Linked DNA regions of Homo sapiens: regions 2 and 3 are each linked to region 1. The links are chromatin contacts, found by Hi-C or POLR2A ChIA-PET in ENCODE. All regions are on one chromosome and are shown on one strand. The core of a region is the stretch at or near the end of the contact, and the rest is flanking DNA. Distances in the headings are between cores, read along the strand shown.

Region 1 (3,782 bases), core at 568-3,067:
ACCTCCTGGGTGCAAGCGATTCTCCTGCCTCAGCCTCCTGAGTAGCTGGGATTACAGGCCTCACCACTGCACCCGGCTAATTTTATGTATTTTCAGTGGAGACAGGGTTTCACCATGTTGGTTGGGCTGGTCTTGAACTCCTGGCCTCAAGTGATCTGCCCGCCTCAGCCTCCCAAAGTGCTGGGATTACAGGCGTGAGCCATCCCGCCTGGCCATATATTATTGTTATTTTAGATAGGGTCTCGCTATGTTGCCCAAGCTGGACTCAAGCAATATTCCTGAATAGCTGGGACTACATGCAAGCACCACAGCACCCTGCCAAAATAGCTAAAAAATACACCTTCCTGTAACAGCTCTGATAAATATCTTTTACTTCGTTTATTTTTCTTTTTTGAGATGCAGTCTCCCAGGCTGGAGTGCAGCGGCATGCTCTCGGCTCACTGCAACCTCCGCTTCATTGCAACCTCTGCCTCTGAGGTTCAGGCGATCCTCCCACCTCAGCGTCCCAAGTAGCTGGGATTGCAAGCCTGCACCAACATACCCAGCTAATTTTTTTTGTATTAGTAGAGACGGGTTTTATCACCTTGGCCAAGCTGGTCTTGAACTCCTGACCTCAAGTGATCCGCCCGCCTTGGACTCCTAAAGTGTTGGGATTACAGGCGTGAGCCACCGCACCCGGCCTCTTTTACTTCGCTTAAATGTCCAATTTTAGTAGTAAAATCCCGGAAAATGTTTTTAGGAGTATGTTTAACTGAAAAGCTCATATTTTCTTTCATTTTTGGGCAATTCTTAAGGTAAGCAAACTAATGTTGCATGATAAAGCCCCCATCAAGTATCTCATACTTAAGCAAAGACCTCAAATCATTGTGGCTTTATTGCAGCTTTCCTTCAAAATATCATCTGTGACTGAGGAAATCCCTATCTTCCTATCAGACTAATGAAACCACAGGACAGCAATTAGACTTTTAAGTATTGGGGGTTTAGAGCTCTAGATATTCGATATGCAGACTACTCATGTTTGTTTGTTTTAATAAAGACTGGTCCAAAGGCTCATTTTCACACAAGCTACAGTTTTTCAGTTCCAGGACCAGGTAAAGATGGTCAGCTCCGTGATCCATAAAATCCAAGGGTGACGACTCAGGATTAGGACCATTTCTTGGTGACATTGAGATGGTCGAGCTGGTCCGCAATGAATCTATGCGGGGGGAACTTGGAAGTGGCGGCCGCCTTTATGGCCTCGAAGGCCTCCCTCCTGCGCACCGCGGCGTGGCCGCGCTCCTGCTCCCGGGTCATGTAGGGCATGCTCAGCCAGTAATGGTTCTCCGCCTCGATCTCCAGGCGGCGGATCATGTTCTGCTTGGCGCGCAACGACACGAACCGCGGCCGCCGGTGCTTCCCGATCCACTGACGGCCGGGAATGCGGCCGCGCCAGAGGAGCGCAGTCAGGAACATGGTGCCTGCGGAAGAGAGGGACGGGCTTTGCGGAGGCGAACTGGCGCGGCCGGACCTGGAGAGAGCAGCGGGCGCGCGCTCCAGCTCACGCCTACGGGAGTTCCCGCACCGCCTCCCCTCCAGAGAAGCGGGGAGCCCAGGTAAGGCCAGCAGGCGAAGAAGGAGCTCCCTAGAGAACCGAATTCGCACAGCTACTCACCTGCCGCGCTGCTCAAGACTCTGCGTCTCCGCGGCCGCCAGCAGACGCCGTGGCGTAAGCGCACCCGTCTCGCGGGGTCTCCTGGGGCCTCGGCGAGAGACTTCGGCTCTCGCGAGAGAGGACTGCGCCTGCGCAGAGCCGAGGACGCGTCCGGCGCCGAGATTCAAACTAGTGGCGGGAGGCTGTGAGCTGAGCGGTGGGGTCTGCGTACGCCTGGAGTCCTTCCCCGCTGTGCTCAGCATGGACCCTATCCGGAGCTTCTGCGGGAAGCTGCGGTCTCTGGCCAGCACGCTGGACTGCGAGACGGCCCGGCTGCAGCGAGCGCTGGACGGAGAGGAAAGCGGTGCGTGAGGCGGGCGGCCAGGGCACGGTGCGTGGGGTGCGCCGCGGGCGGAGGGGCGTGGCGAGTGGACGGTATGTCCCACGGGAACCGCCAGGCACTGACGGCGTGGACGGCTGCCACCGAGGCGCAGGGCGGGTGCTGCGCGTCTCACTGCTCGGCGTTTGGCGTTAGCGTAGCTCCCGGGCCTGTTTATGGTTTATTCCTAGGAACCCTTGTCGCGTGTCCGTTTTAGACCCATGTACAACCCCACGGCTCTCTTGAGATAATGAAAGTAGCACTATTACGTTATAAACAGAGACAGCAGCACTTAAGAATAAGAACCTAAATTAACAGATTGAGCTCATAATACATATACTAATTTATACGTGATATGCTTTCGTCACATACAATATGTGTGCTTGTCAGTAAAATACCATGTAAACCTAAACAGTTTCTCTTAGAATCAAGCTATTTAACGTTCTTTACACAATACTTTACACATATAGTGACTTTTTTCTCACTCACGTGGTCCACAGTTGCAGTAAACCTCTGTGTTTTTCCCGCTAAACCATGTTGCCAACACAAACACTAGTACTCAACAGTGCTGGGGTTTAAAAAAATATGTGTATATAAATAAAGCAAAATTCACCATTCCCCTTTTTATTAGAGATTTTTTAAATTGTTGAAAAAGTAGTTCAGATTTTGGAATTATTTCATAAATGTCATAATTGTAATGTGCTTTAAAATATTACACCCTGCAGACTACTTTTACTTTAATTATATAATGAATGATCTCCAGTCACTTGAAAATGTCTATTTCTGCCCGGCGCGGTGGCTCACGCCTGTAATCCTAGCACTTTGGGAGGCTGAGGCGGGCGGATCACAAGGTCAGGAGATCGAGACCATTCTGGCTAACACGGTGAAACCCCGTCTCTACTAAAAATACAAAAAATTAGCCGGGCGTGGTGGCGGGCGCCGGTAGTCCCAGCTACTCGGGAGGCTGAGGTAGGAGAATGGCGTGAACCCGGGAGGCGGAACTTGCAGTGAGCCGAGATCCGCCACTGCACTCCAGCCTCGGCGACAGAGCAAGAGTCCGTCTCAAAAAGAAAAAAAGATTTGGCCGTGCACGGTGGCACACGCCTGTAATCCCAGCATTTTGGGAGGCCGAGGTGGGTGGATCGCCCGAGGTCAGGAGTTCAAGACCAGCCTGGCCAACGTGGTGAAACCTCGTCTCTACTAAAAATACAAAACAATTAGCTGGGCATAGTAGTGGGCGCCTGTAATCCCAGCTACTCGGAGGCTGAGGTGGGAGAATCGCTTGAACCCTGGAAGCGGAGGTTGCAGTGACCCGAGATCGCGCCACTGCACTCCAGCCTGAGCGATCTTAGACTCCATCTAAGAAAGAAAAAACTATCTTCAGATGGTCATCAGGAATGTGAAAAGACATCAATTTCATTAGTCATCAAGGAAATGCAAATTTCATTAGTCATCAAGGAAATGCAAATTAAATCTCAATGTAGTACAGTTGCATACCCAGCAGGATAGCTAAAACGAAAAAGAGAAAATTACCAAGTGTTTGGAAAGATGTGGAACAAATGCGCTTTTTGTTGTTGTTGTTGTTGTTGTTGGAGCAGTACGCACTTTTTTTTTCTTTTTTTAAAATTATTATACTTTTAAGTTCTAGGGTACATGTGCACAACGTGCAGGTTTCTTACATATGTATACATGCACCATGTTGGTGTGCTGTACCCATTATCTCGTCATTTACATTAGGTATATCTCCTAATGCTATCCCTCCCCCCTTCCCTC
Region 2 (3,782 bases), core at 496-2,995, 270 kb after region 1:
AAGAAACAGGAAGATTTCAACAAAAAATAAACTTAAAAATACTGAAACGAATTTGACTGTCTGTGTTGTTTCAGAAGGCTGAATAAGCACCAAAAAGAAGTTATAGGAATGTAGACCGTAGATGTCAGCTCAAAACGAAACAAACCCCTGATCCGAACAACCTAACAGCACTGGTTTGAATACTGAAACAGCTGTCAGGACCACTTGCGTGGAATGTCCTAGAGGCAACTGGAGCACCGGAGGGAAGGTTAATTACTTGATACTCTAATATGCCTTTCAACACGGATTCCACAAACACGACAATGCTGATTTTTGTCCTTTTTTTTTTTTTTCCTGAGACAGGATCAGCCTCTCACCCAGGCTGGAGTGCCGTGGTGTGATCTCGCCCCACTGCACTCTCGACCTCCTGGGCAATCCTTCCGCTTCAGCCTCCCGAGAAGCTCGGACCACAGGCGCAAGACACCACACCGGGCTTTTTTTTTTTTTTTTTTTGGTAGAGACAGGGTCTCACGATGTTGCCCAGGCTGGTCTCGAACTCCTGAGCTAAAATGAGGCCTGCCTTGGCCTCCCAAAGTGCTGGGATTACAGGCATGAGCCACAGCGCCTGGCCGACAAAGCTCATCTTACTGCATTTGAGAAGCCAGGTAGTCAAGGTCAGGCTTTCCTGTCCCTGCTTTCTCCCTCTCCTATGTGAGCCAGCCCTTAAAGAGTGAAAACGGCAAGAGCCAAAGACGGGTTTTCCTCCTAGGGTCTCCTAGCGACCCGCTGCCCAGATACATTTGGATGATTGTCCTGCAGAAGGCCAAAGCCCTCCATTATGAAAACGAAGCGTTCGGCCGGGGGCGGTGGCTCACGCCTGTAATCCCAGAACTTTGGGAGACCGAGGCGGGCGGATCACCTGAGGTCAGGAGTTCGAGACCAGCCTGGCCAACATGGTGAAACTTCGTCTCTACTAAAAGTACAAAAATTAGCCGGGCGTGGTGGCGGGCGCCTGTAATCCCAGATACTCAGGAGGCTGAGGCAGGGGAATCGCTTGAACCCGGGAGACGGAGGTTGCAGTGAGCCGAAATAGGGCCATTGCACTCCATCCTGGGCGATAGAGTGAGACCCTGTCTCCAAAAAAAAAAAAAAAGAAAGAAAGAAAACGAAGCGTTCTATCCTGGAATGTTCTCCCATGGCAAGAAGGAACAGAGAAGCAGGAGACAGAGATACTTTGAAAGGAGGTGCGCTCTGAGGAGGGGAAAGCGGGAAGAGCGATTCCAAGTTTAGGAAATCCTGCACGGCGCTGGAGCGTGGAAGGGCAAGGAGGAGCCAGGGGAGGCGGTGTGCAGGGCTGAGAACGGAGGGAGCGAACTGGCGTCGTGGATCTGCGGGTCCCCGGGCGGGCTGTACTAGGGTAGTGGGGAGAGGGCCGGGGGCACCGCGAGGCCGGGGCGCCGGACACCACGCATGCGCGGGGCTGGGAGCTTAGCGGGGCGCGCGGCTGCAGCAGTCTGGGCAGACCGCCTCGGCCTCGCCCGGTGCCGGCTGCGGCCGCCCCCGCCCCAGCGCGGCGGCCGGGCTCACACTAGTCCCCTCCCAGCCACCCGGAACCCGGCAGCCCGGCCAGACCCGCCGAGGCCGCGACGCCGGTGTCGACAGCGGCTGCGACGGCCCTGGGAGCGCGTGAGGCTCCGGGGTCGCGGCGGCGATTGGCCGGCCGCGGCGCCCGCTCCCAGAATGCAGCGCATGGCGCGTCATTGAAGAGAGACCATGATGGCGGCGGCGCTGGGGCCCCCAGAAGTGATCGCTCAGCTGGAGAACGCGGCTAAAGTTCTGATGGTGAGGACGCCGCGCCCCTCAGACCCCGGGATTCGCGGGCCCCCGGTCGGCCCTGCCACTCCAGGCCTTGCTGCTCGCTGGGCTGGCGACTGGCAAGGGCCTGCAGGGAGCCTGGAAGTGGAGGAGGAGGTGGCGGTGGCGTGGCGCAGGATTCTTCAGCCTACTTTCCTCCTGCCGTCGTCCCCTCCTTCCAGGAGCTGTCCCCTTCCCCTGGCTGCCCAGCACCCCAGTCGGGCGTGGGAATATAGTGGTGTAGCAAAGAGAATTTCTTCACCTTACACCCTGCCCCACAGACTGGGTCGCAGAGCAAGGCGCCGGGAAGGAGTTGGGGTTATCCCCGCAGGGCTTCGGTAGGGGAAATTTGTAGGGCTGTGTGAGCGCTCTTGGGGAGTTGGTGTCGGGAGGGATTGGATGGCACAGCCTGGGTGCTGTTAGCAACCCTTGTTTCCTGTGCATTCGCATCCTCTAGCGCTTCCCTGACATGCAGCCACCTCTGGAGTAATTGCAGCCGGCAGCACGTGGAAGGGCCGGGCCGGCTGGAGGGAGGGAGGGGAATCGTTGAGACCAAGGTCATTGGGGCAAAACTTGGTCTAGTGCTAAGCTCCTTAAAGCTCCCGCGATTTGGAGAACTGAGTCTATGCTACTCTTTGACTTCATGCTTACACTACAATAAGCAGTTTGATGAGATTGTTTACTAAGGGAATTTGAGAAGGCCGAGTCAAAGGATAAAAGTATTACATGCAAGGAGGAGAAGTAAGGATAAACTACGTTCAGTTAGTAAACAGTGTTTCTATTTGCTGGCTCAGCTTTGTTTTTGCAAATTATGACTTCGGTGTTTGTAGATGTTTTGGGAAGTTAGAGGTTCATTTGATACCTGGATTGATTCAGACTTTCTAAGAATTGGATACAGCCAGCTTTGTTACCTTTTTGGACTTTTTTCCTTTTGGTTTGGTGTTAGGGTGTTTGAGCATCACATTTGAGAATATTCGAACTAATTCTAGCGTAGTTTGTAGTTCTAATATTTTACACCAGATATTTTTGTTTCTTTAGAAATCGAGAAGTCTAATAAAAGCAGGATTTACTTGCTTCATTATGAATATTAACTTAATGTACGTTTTGTCACAAAACAGACTAGTGAAGGTTTTCACACTTTTGCAAATTAAGCAGAAGTAACTAGCTAGTATTCCCCTTAATAAAAGATTCTTAAAAATCCCTGACATAGAGCGTTTTGTAAAATTCCTGAAATTTTCCTAGGAGCTAGGGGCTCCGTTTTCATTGGATTCTGGAAGGAGTATGCCACCCAAAACACGGCTGTAGTTCTTACACTGATCAGGTAAAATCAGTGTCCTTCGTCACTGGCTTAATATAAACTAGTATTTGTGTTTTCCAATATCTTCCCTCTTCCCTGGCAAAGCTGCTTTTATCCCCTATAAGGAGTAGGTGAGAAGAATAGTAGTAAGTACCGTTTATTGAGTGCTAGATATTGGGCTTGATGCTTTACATACTTTACATATTTTATTAATTCTTGCAACAGCTTTGCTTTACAAGGTTGAGAAACTGTAAGTGGCCCGGGTTACACGATTACTAAATGGCTGAATTAGGTCTTGAACTCAGTTCTGTCTGGCTCTAAAGCTGTGTGTCTTTCCACTCTACCCCATCTGTCATATGTTGTATAAATAATTTGTCTAAATGCTTTTTATCTTTTCAGAGGAGAGTAGTATTGAAAAAAGTGTCATGTTATTAAAAACAGGAAATTACAGCCGGGTGCGGTGGCTCATTCCTGTAATCCCAGCACTTTGGGAGGCCGAGGTGGGCGGATCACTAAAGATTAGGAGCCCAAGACCAGGCTGGCCAACACGGTGAAGCCCCATCTCTACTAAAAATATAAAAATTAGCCGGGCGTGATGGCTGGCACCTTTAATCTCAGCTACTCTGGAGGCGAAGACAGGAGAATCGCTTGA
Region 3 (3,782 bases), core at 613-3,112, 260 kb before region 1:
AACATGGTGAAACCCCATCTCTACTAAAAATACAAAAAATTAGCCAGGCGTGGTGGCGGGCGCCTGTAGTCCTACCTACTTAGGAGGCTGAGGCAGGAGAATGGCGTGAACCCGGGAGGTGGAGGTGGCAGTGAGCTGAGATTGTGCCACTGCACTCCAGCCTGGGCGACAGTGTGAGACTCCATCTCAAAAAAAAAAAAAATTCAGTAAAGCATACTGTAAACAGATGTGCTGTCACCCAGGTTTTGTTGTTCCATTTCTAGAGCATAGGCAGAGTGGATTTAGCATAATTCTTCAGAGCCCTAGGGTTTTTGGAACGGTAAATGAGCATTGGCTTCAACTTAAAGTCCCCAGCTACATTGGCTCCTGAGAAGAGTCTCCCTATTCTTTGAAGCTGGACATTGACTTCCTCTCTCTGGCTAGGAAAGTTCTAGGTGACCTCTTCTTCCAATAAAAGACTGTTTCATCTGCAGCGAGCATCTGTTATTTAGTGTAGCCACTGATATGGCGTGGCTCTGTGTCCCCACCCAAATTTCACAGTGTGAAAATGGACTAATATAGCTACCTTCATCAATTATCTCAGCTAGATCTTCTGAATAACTTGCTGCAGCTTTTACATAAAAACTTGCTGCTTCGTCCTGTACTTTTGTGTTATGGAGATGGCTTATTTCCTTAAACCTCATAAATCAACTTCTGCTAGCTTAAGACTTTTTTCCTGCAGCTTTCTCATCTCTCTCAGCCTTCACAAAATTAAAGAGAGTTAGGACTTTGCTCTGAGTTAGGCTTTGGCTTAAGGGAATGTTTGTGGCTGGTTTGGCTCTCTGTCTAGAAAACTCAAACTTTTTTTGTATCAGCCTCATTGCACTTTCTTATTCATCTATTCACTGGAGTAGTACTTTTTTTAAAATTAATTTTTTTTATTATACTTTAAGTTCTAGGGTACACGTACACAACGTGGGCCAAAGTTAGTGCCACTCCACTGGAGTAGTACTTTTAATTTTCTTCAAGAACTTTTCCTTGGCATTCACAACTTGGCTAACTTTGGCCCAAGAGGCCTAGCGTTTATCCTGTCTTGGTTTTTAACATGTCTTTCTCACTAAGCTTAGTCATTTCTAGCTGTTGATCTAAAGTGACAGGTGTGTGACTCTTCCTTTCACCTGAACACTTAGAGGCCATTGTAGGATTATTAATTGGCTTGATTGCAGTATTGTTGTGTCTCCGGAAATAGGGAGGCCCAAGGAGACGGAGAGAGATAGAGGAATGTCTGGTCAGTGGAGTGGTAGAAACACCACATTTATTAAGTTTTCCATCGTATATGGATGCAGTTGGTGGTACTCCAAAACAATTACAATAGTAACGTCACAGATCACTGATCACAGAGCACCAGAGCAGATATTATGATAATGAAAAAGGTTGAAATACTGTGAGAATTAACCAAAATGTGACACGGAGACACAAAGTGAGCACAAAGTGTTGGAAAAATAGCACAGATAGACTTGCTTAATGCAGGGTTGCCACAACCTTCGATTTGTAAAAAACATAATGTCTGCAAAGCACAATAAATCAAAGCACCTTATGAGATGTGCCTATATGTATTTTCAGCAAGAATGTCACAGAAGTAATGCTGTGTCATTATAACATTTTGGGGACCATTAATGTTGATCAACACCCAAGGTAGTGTGTGCTATGTTTCTCCATTCTATAAAGGTACAGTTTTTCTTTGTAATTAATATTCTATTAGACCACCACATCACACGGATTCCTTTTTGAGGAAGGACTTGTTGCTCAGTTTTGGTCAGTGCAGTCAGCAGATAGCTTCCAGCACTTTCTGCATGACTCATATCACCCAAGGTCACACCCTTCCTGGTGCAGCTTGCACACAATGCCTGAGTGAGATGGGGTGGAACTGCCCACTTCAGAGCTCCCTGCCGGTTGCTGAAGCCAGGACTATATTGCAGTGAGATTGCTCCCTTAGCCCAATTATACCTCTTCCCCCTTCCTTTCACATATGCTGGTCCCTAGTAAATACATTGCACCCCAAACTCTGTCTTAGCATCTGATTCCAGAGAACCCAACCTGAGTCATTTCTTATTGGGAGACATTTTGAAACCCTGTGAATAATCTGTTTGTTATTACTTTCACTTACTCCTTTTAGCATCTATTGAGAATTCTTGCTTGAAACAGTTATTACTGTCCTGGTTGCCAAATGGTGGTTTTCTAATTCCATGATTTCTTCTACATTTACTAGTTAGAATTCTACTGTATGGAAGAGATTATCCTTCTCCCATTTACTTATTTATTGATTCACTCACATATATCAGCATGCACCGGCAAATTCTATTTTGTGAATTATAATCTAACACGTATTTTATTGTTCAATTTGTCCCAGATTTGGCCAGTAGGAGCCAGTTTCCATCTTGTTTCTGTGTGCTTTGATGTGTCCTTATTGTTTTTTTAGTACTTCCTTTCTTTCTGGCAATATATTTCAGCATTGTTTGATACTTTTCCTGCCCCTGGAATTGGTCATTTCAACAGGGACCAAGAATGAATATAAAAAATGGAAACATTCAAGCATTAGAAGAAAATATGGGTGGATGATCTTAAGGCAATGAGGAAAGCCTCTAACATCTCAGAATCACCAAGCACAATAGAAAAAACAAACAAACAAAAAAGTAAGCAGATGTTTCACAGGAAAAAAAAAATGAAAATGACACATAAGCATAAGAAAAGATACTGACCCTCACTTATAAGATAAATACGAGGTAAAATTATCCTGCCATACCAAAAGATTGAAAACTTCATTGAGTAGACTGCAGAGAAACAGTCAGTTTCATTCATTGCTGGTAGAAGTATAAAATGGTACAACCCGTATAAAAGGGTTTTTGCAAAAAGCTAAAGACATGGTGGACAGATTTACTTTTGGTTCAGTAATCCCACTGTTAGGAATCTACACTGAAGATAAACTTCCACAAATAAACAACACATGCACAAGGTTATTTATTGCAACATTGTAGTGGCAAAGGATTGGCGACAACACAGATGCCCATCAATAGAAGGCTGATTGTATAACTGGAATATCCACACAACGGAATATTGTGCAATGCTTTAAAAAAAAAAAAAGGATGTCTCTGTGTGCTAATGGGTAGCGATTTCTAGAATTTGTAGGACATTTCACAAGACATCTGGCCTGATCTTTTCAAAAAGTCATCATCATATGGATTTAGGGAAGATGGTGGTAATAGTACATTATTTTTGAGTCACTCCAAATCACTGCATAAAAACAGAACATGAACAGTATCTGTAGCAAAACTAGTTTGCTAGAGAATGACAATGAGCTTCAGACAACCAAATTGACTGCAGAGATACAAATTAAACTCTAATATGAACATTAAATATTTATTTTCTTGTGGACCCAAGACTAAGACTAAATGAGGAATAATGTTTGTAATGGATACTATATGCTTTAACAATTTTGATTCAGCACAACTACTAGAGAATGGAGAGAGAATATATGAAAAAATTATTCAAACTTTTAAGTAATCATATTACTGGCAGTGTTATTGTCATTATCTCGAGATTATTGGGTAAGCAATATGGGGTATTCTAATTCTTCATCCCTTGTGTCCTTGAGAACCAGAATTCTCAATGGAAAAAGGAGATACAAATGTGAGATAGAAGATGTTAAGTAAAAACCCTGTAGACTTTAATTTTAATTGGAAATATCGGTATCAACTTATCAGGTATTTAATCTTCCTTTTAAAATGGTGTGCACGCACACACAC

Evidence for each region. Hi-C counts contacts between places; a loop is a spot of excess contacts on that map. ChIA-PET counts read pairs that join two places held with the same protein, here RNA polymerase II (POLR2A). Pooled maps may share reads with other maps.
Region 2: a loop to region 1 is called in a map of B cell, with 28 times the contacts of the local background. The contact joins the promoter of XPO4 here to the promoter of SKA3 in region 1. A Hi-C loop is called at or near these places in 3 of 168 maps with a recorded cell type or tissue (B cell, CD4-positive, alpha-beta memory T cell and naive thymus-derived CD4-positive, alpha-beta T cell), 7 of 37 single-sample maps with no recorded cell type and 16 of 50 pooled maps. POLR2A ChIA-PET finds 5 or more read pairs at or near these places in 19 of 52 experiments (AG04449, AG04450, CD4-positive, alpha-beta T cell and 13 more).
Region 3: a pooled map shows a loop between it and region 1 (4-fold over the local background). The contact joins the enhancer-like site here to the promoter of SKA3 in region 1. A Hi-C loop is called at or near these places in 5 of 50 pooled maps. POLR2A ChIA-PET finds 5 or more read pairs at or near these places in 2 of 52 experiments (MCF 10A and activated B cell).

What each region holds. Positions count from the first base shown.
Region 1 is chr13:21,174,587-21,178,368 of GRCh38, reverse strand. It overlaps SKA3 (spindle and kinetochore associated complex subunit 3), which reads left to right and starts at 1,817. Exons shown (of 9, transcript NM_145061.6): 1 at 1,817-1,994. The coding sequence starts at 1,892. MRPL57 (mitochondrial ribosomal protein L57) reads right to left here and starts at 1,711. Exons shown (of 2, transcript NM_024026.5): 1 at 1,652-1,711; 2 at 1-1,457. The coding sequence starts at 1,452. The coding sequence ends at 1,144. RefSeq lists enhancers at 1,242-1,561, 1,577-2,299, 3,022-3,744.
Region 2 is chr13:20,900,709-20,904,490 of GRCh38, reverse strand. It overlaps XPO4 (exportin 4), which reads left to right and starts at 1,745. Exons shown (of 23, transcript NM_022459.5): 1 at 1,745-1,821. The coding sequence starts at 1,753. RefSeq lists a silencer at 1,343-1,722 and an enhancer at 1,933-1,982.
Region 3 is chr13:21,434,116-21,437,897 of GRCh38, reverse strand. The region is part of intron 1 of ZDHHC20 (zDHHC palmitoyltransferase 20); the gene reads left to right. Among named protein-coding and RNA genes, the nearest start is that of ZDHHC20, 23 kb to the left of the region's middle. Within about 2 kb of position 1,862, at least 26 of the 41 ENCODE cell types and tissues checked have a DNase peak (open chromatin) inside an H3K27ac peak, as active enhancers do.